Regions from separate parts of the Homo sapiens genome. Here region 1 is linked to region 2. A link is a loop called in an ENCODE intact Hi-C map of the cell type or tissue named here. Cell type or tissue: dorsolateral prefrontal cortex. All regions are shown on one strand. Links, peaks and the distances in the headings refer to the core of each region. The heading gives the core; the rest is flanking DNA. Region 1 has its middle 18 kb from the start of COX7A1. Region 2 overlaps WDR62 (WD repeat domain 62).

The links. A loop is a pair of places that touch in the nucleus more often than their neighbours do. Peaks named below come from ENCODE experiments on the same cell type or tissue, not always from the same donor. Only the 100,000 strongest peaks of a DNase experiment are listed, where the experiment ranks them.
Region 1: a loop joins it to region 2, with 8 times the contacts of the local background. A loop is called at or near these places in 59 of 110 quality-filtered maps.

What each region holds. Positions count from the first base shown.
Region 1 is chr19:36,169,413-36,172,320 of GRCh38, reverse strand. No RefSeq gene overlaps it. Among named protein-coding and RNA genes, the nearest start is that of COX7A1, 18 kb to the right of the region's middle. In dorsolateral prefrontal cortex, for the core only: a CTCF peak has its summit at 1,422 (motif pointing right); a DNase peak (open chromatin) is centred at 1,440; H3K4me3 peaks cover 498 bases; H3K27ac peaks cover 318 bases.
Region 2 is chr19:36,059,316-36,062,223 of GRCh38, reverse strand. WDR62 (WD repeat domain 62) reads right to left here. Exons shown (of 32, transcript NM_001083961.2): 3 at 2,194-2,256. Among named protein-coding and RNA genes, the nearest start is that of WDR62, 5.9 kb to the right of the region's middle. In dorsolateral prefrontal cortex, for the core only: CTCF peaks have their summits at 1,395 and 1,597 (motif pointing left); a DNase peak (open chromatin) is centred at 1,593; H3K27ac peaks cover 1,339 bases.

The DNA of each region.
Region 1 (2,908 bases), core at 138-2,637, 110 kb before region 2:
GGCACTGTTCCAGACACTGGAGATCAGCAGGGAACAATACTGAAAAACTCCACGCATTCATGTAGCTGAGATGCTGGCAGGATCATAATAACTAACCTTTTTTTATTTTTTATTATTTATTTATTTATTTTGAGATGGAGTCTGGCTCTTTCACCCAGGCCCAAGTGCAGTGGCGCAATCTCGGCTCACTGCAAGCTCCGCCTCCCGGGTTCACGCCATTCTCCTGCCTCAGCCCCCCAAGTAGCTGGGACTACAGGCACCCGCCACCATGCCTGGCTAATTTTTTGTATTTTTAGTAGAGACAGGGTTTCACCGCATTAGCCAGGATGGTCTCGATCTCTTGACCTCGTGATCCGCCTGCCTCGGCCTCCCAAAGTGCTGGGAGTACAGGCGTGAGCCACCGCACCCGGCCTTATTTTTTATTTTTGAGACAGGGTCACATTCTGTCACCCAGGGTGGAGTGCAGTGGTGCAATCCTGGCTCACTGCAACCTCTGCCTCTCAGGCCCAAGTGATTCCCTCACCTCAGCCTTTCCCAGTAGCTGGGACCACAGGCATGGGCCACCACGCCCAGCTAATTTTTTTATTTTTATTTTTGTTGAGAAGGGATCTCACTGTGTTTCCTAGGCTGGTCTCCAATTCCTGGGCTTCAGTGGTCCTCTTGTCTCAGCCTCCCAAAATGTTGGGATTTCAGGTGTGAGCCACCACACCTGGCCAGGAACAAATTATCCTTTTATTACTGGGAAAGGCTGGGCATGTTTTGGGGGGTGCTCTTGTTGTTGTTGGTCGTGTATGTGTGTGTTGTTTGCTTTTGTATATACATGAACTTTTCCCAGAAAGATACACAAGAAACAAGTAAGTGGCTGGGCGCGGTGGCTCATGCCTGTAATCCCAGCACTTTGGAAGGCCGAGGCGGGCGGATAACCTGCGGTCAGGAGTTTGAGACCAGCCTGACTAACATGGTAAAACTTCCTTCTCTACTAAAAATACAAAAAAAAAAAAAAAAAAAAAGCCGGGTGTGGTGGTGCACGCCTGTAATCCCAGCTGCTCAGGAGGCTGAGGCAGAAGAATCGCTTCAACCCAGGAGGCGGAGGTTGCAGTGAGCCGAGTTCGCACCACTGCACTCCAGCCTGGGCAACAGAGCGAGACTCCATCTCAAAAAAGAAAAAGAAAAAGAAAAAAAGAAAAGAAAAAAAGAAATAACATAGAATAGTTCCCCTGGAAAGAAACCTAGAGTCCCCAGGGAGAGGAAGACCCTGTTTATCCTCATGAATTTTAAACCATGTGACTTTATCATCTGTTCAGCAACTGGGAGAATAAAAACTAAAAATTTTGAATAGCAAGTTCTAAAATACCAAGAATGGTTAGAGTATGGGAAGGACCAGGTGGAAAGGGCAGTTGTTTCTGTGCCCGCCACAAGATGGCAGCAGAGCGGCACCAAAGTCCGCCCGAGGGCAGGTCCCCTTCCCACCTACAACCCGCAACTCCTGTGGTCTTCCCACCCGCTGTGTGATTGTGGCAGGGCTGAACCATCCACACATTCTACACTCGCAGAAACTGAGATAATAAATAAGTATTGTTCTGAACTGCGTGGCCGGGCACCGTGGCTCATGCCTGTAATCACAGCACTTTGAGAAGGTGAGGCTGGCGGATCACCTGAATTTAGGAGTTCGAGACCAGCCTGGCCAACATGGCGAAATCCCATCTCTACTAAAAATACAAAAATTAGCAGGGCGTGGTGGCGGGCGCCTGTAATCCCAGCTAGTCGGGAGTCTGAAGCAGGAGAATCGCTTGAATCCGGGAGGCGGAGGTTGCAGTGAGCCAAGATCGTGCCACTGCACTCCAGCCTGGGCGACAGAATGAGACTCCCTCTCAAGAGAAAGTCAACTGAACTGCTACATTTGGGGGTAAAATTTGTTACTTAGCAATAGATAGCTAATACACTATACATCACACCATGCCACCAAAAAAAAAAAATGAGTATGTGTTTATGTGTTTCTAAGATATAAGGACTCTTTTTTTTTTTTTTTTTTGAGACATAGTTTCACTCTGTCACCTCACCCAGGCTGGAGTGAGACCTTGTCTAAAAAAAAAAAAAAAAAAAAAAGTCATAAATTTTAAAATATTTGTTTATATCAAGATCCAAATAAGACCCCTATATTGAGATCCGTTGGTATGTAAATTCTGTTTTTATTTATTTATTTATTTATTTATTTTGAGACGGAGTCTTGCCCAGGCTGGAGTGCAGTGGCTCGATCTCACCTCACTGCAACCACCACCTCCCAGGTTCAAGCAATTCTCCTGCCTCAGCCTCCTGAGTAGCTAGGGTTATAGGCACCCGCCACCATGCCCGGCTAATATTTTTGTATTTTTAGTAGAGACGAGATTTCACCATGTTGGCCAGGCTGATTTTGAACTCCTGACCTCAAGTGATCCATCCGCCTTAGCTTCCCAAAGTGCTGGGATTACAGGCGTGAGCCACCATGCCTGGCAATTCTGTGTTCTTTAAACCACATATGTTGGTGCTTTTTTGTTCTAGCAGCTAAGTCCTCATGTAAACCGATACAGAGCAGCAGAGATGGCATCCCCCAGCTGGCCATTTATACTGAGTTTGAGCTCATTTGTCCCGCAAGTTGACAAAACCATTCCTAAATGAGACCTGTGCTATGGCAGCAGCAGTTTTTGTTTTGTTTTGTTTAGAGACAAGGACTCGCTCTGTCGCCCAGGCTGGGATTACAGGCGTGAGCCCCTGTGCCAGCTGCTTCATTGTTTTTGATATGGAGATATTGTTCCAGACTTCCTGGCACCTTGGAGCTTAATCCAGGAAACTTGTCCAGGCTGTAACCAAAGACTTTGTGTTGAGATAAGAGAAATTTTATTACTCTCTCAGAGTCGGAGCAATTAACTAG
Region 2 (2,908 bases), core at 121-2,620:
CTGTAATCCTAGCACTTTGGGAGGCTGAGGCAGGCAGACTGTCTAAGCTCAGGAGTTCAAGACCACCTTGGGCAACATGATGAACCCCGTCTCCACTAAAACACAAAAAACTAGCTGGGCATGGTGGCACATGCCTGTGGTCCCAGCCACCTGGGGGGCTGAGGCATGAGAATCACCTGAACCCGGGAGGTGGAAGTTGCAGTGAGCTGAGACTGTGCCACTGCACTCCAGCAGCCTGGGTGACAGAGCAAGACTCTGTGTCCAAAAAAAAAAAAGAAAAAAAAGCTAACATTTGTGAAATATGTGAAAGGTACATAGGTATATAGGAGCTCTTTGTACTATTCTAAGTCTGAAATTATTTCAATATAAAAAGTCTCAAAATTGCCAATGCCCAAGTTTCATCCCAGATCAACTGATTTGGCTTTCTCTTGCGTGGCGGTGGGGGGGCGGTGAGGCACAGGGACCAGGTGATTCTGATATGCAGTTGGAGTGAAAATCCCCACACTGGCCACACCACCTCCTAATGCACACCCACTGGTGGCCAAGGGCGGACACCTGCATACCATCTACTATAGATCCAGGCCACCCACTCCACTGCCTACAGGGATTAGGGAGGCAACACAGGTGTGAGGAACTGGCCACAACGGGCCTGACAAATTTCACTAAGCTCAGCCCCTCACTGCCACAGGGGAATTTGGGCCCCAGAGGCCAGAGAATTTCTCACTTCTCCAAACAAAAGGGACATTTGGATTTTTGTGTTAAAAAACTTGAAATGTTGTCCACTTATCCAACCTTTAAAACATACTATATTGGGCAAGTGTGTGTGACTCTGGTTTGTAGCTGCTGCCTTATGAATGCTCTCCCAGTTGGAGGCAGCTATTTTATTTTCAGAGGAGACCAAGGCTCTGAAAGAAGTGTCTCACCTGAGATTCCACAGTGAATAGACGCTTGAGCCAGGAATGGAACCCAGCTCTGCCCTTATCACCAGTAACAGAACCCACAGTTAGGAGCAAAAGGTCCAAAAAGCCACTTTCAAGAGGGAATGCACTTCTGTCAGATAACAAGAACCTGCCGTAGCTTAAGGACCGTACCTTAGGGACCATAAGGGCAGGAGAAAACCCACTCCTTATCCATCCACCTGGAGAACTGGGCCAAAGGAGCTGAGCCTGAGCTATGCCAAGGAGGGACATGGTGTGCCTTCCAAAGGTCACAGCCCTATTGGGACCACATCCCCAGGGTAGCAGTGATCAGTTAGCCCCAAGGCAGAGGAGCGGGTCCTTCCCCAGTAAACTTATAGCTGAAGGGATCTTTCTAAAACCCAAATCATGTTAAGTCTTTCTCTTAGAAAATAGCCATCAATATGCCAGATACTGCTCTTTGGTGCTAGGGACACAGAAATGAACTCAGAGAAAGTCCCTGCTCTCAAGAGTGCTCACACTGAGGGAGACCCACAGTGAATACCATCAATGAGGAAACTGGACAGCATATCAGAGATGGGAGCAAATTTTGTGGAGAAAAGCAAAGCAGGGAATAGAGCTGCTGGAGGGCTGGGGGTGAAAAGCACATTCCTGGCCTGTGGTGCCCTCCTGTGGCTGCTCTCTGCACTCAGCATGCTATGCAGACCCTCTACAAGGCTGCAAGGCCTACGGGATGTGGCTTCTGCCTGGTCCAGCCTCATCTTCCCTGCTCCTTTCTCCAGGCACCCAGATCCCTGGCTGCTTCTAAAGCGCCGGAGATTCTTAACCACTGCAGGGCCTTTGCCCTTCCTGTGCCCCCTGCCTGAAGCGCTCTCCCTACAGCTTCTTATGGGTCACCCTCTCGCTTCCTTCAGGTCTCAGAGTCAAGGCAGCGTTCCCTGAGCCTTCTGATAAGGCTTTCCTCCTATTCTCTGCCCACAAACCTGCCCGAAGACATCCTCCATCATTTCCTCCATAGCACTGATCATGATCAGCCCGTAATTTGCTGACTAGTTTACAGTCTGTCTCGCTCTAGCCAGCAGAGATTCTCGTCTCCTCTGGTCACTGCTGTGTCCCCAGCACACGGAACAGCACCCAGCACAGGCGAATGCTGCTGAGCCAACATGTAAGTGAATGAGTGAGCACCTACCCATGAGTATCTCCAGGCTGTGTAGGGGAGGGGAGGCGTGCCAAGCCCCTGGTTCCACCCCTGCCCCGGGCCCAGGCCTCAGCCTACCTGGCGGTGTTAAAGATGTGCTGCTGCTTGTTCTCCTTGGGGTCCAAAATCACCACCACACAGCTGGGAAGAAAGAGGAAAATGTGCCTCAACTGTGGGGAGTGTTGGGGTCCTGGGATGATTCTATTCCCACCAGAAAAGCCCACAAATAAACAAGCTCCCTCGGTTCTCTCTGGTCTCCTCCTCCTCCCCCTCCTCCAGGTGTTTACGCTGAGAATTCTAGGGCACTTTAACATTGCTATGTTCTTAAATAGAAACCAACACTTCCTCTGAGGTAATGTCTGTCAGGCCCTAGGCTAATTAAGACCTTAAGCTGGCTATAATCCCAGCACTTTGGGAGTATGGGGCAGGAGGGATCACTTGAGCTCAGGAGTTTTAGACCAGCCTGGGCGACAGAGTGAGATCTCATCTCCACTAAAAAAAATTAGCTGGCTGTGGTGGCATGTGCCTGTAGTCCCAGCTACATGGGAGGTGAAGATGGGAGGATCGCTTGAGCACAGGAGGTTGGGGCTGTAGTGAGCTGTTATTCACACTATTGCATTCTAGCCTGGGCAACACAGCCAGACTCTGTCTCAAAAAAGCAAAACAAAACAAAAAGAGAGAAAGAGGGATGTAATTGTTTTAAATCCTCACAACTGCCAGGTCAGGTCACGACTATTTAGGCCCATTTATAGATAAGGAAACAAACCCAGAGAGGGGACGTCCTTAGCACAGT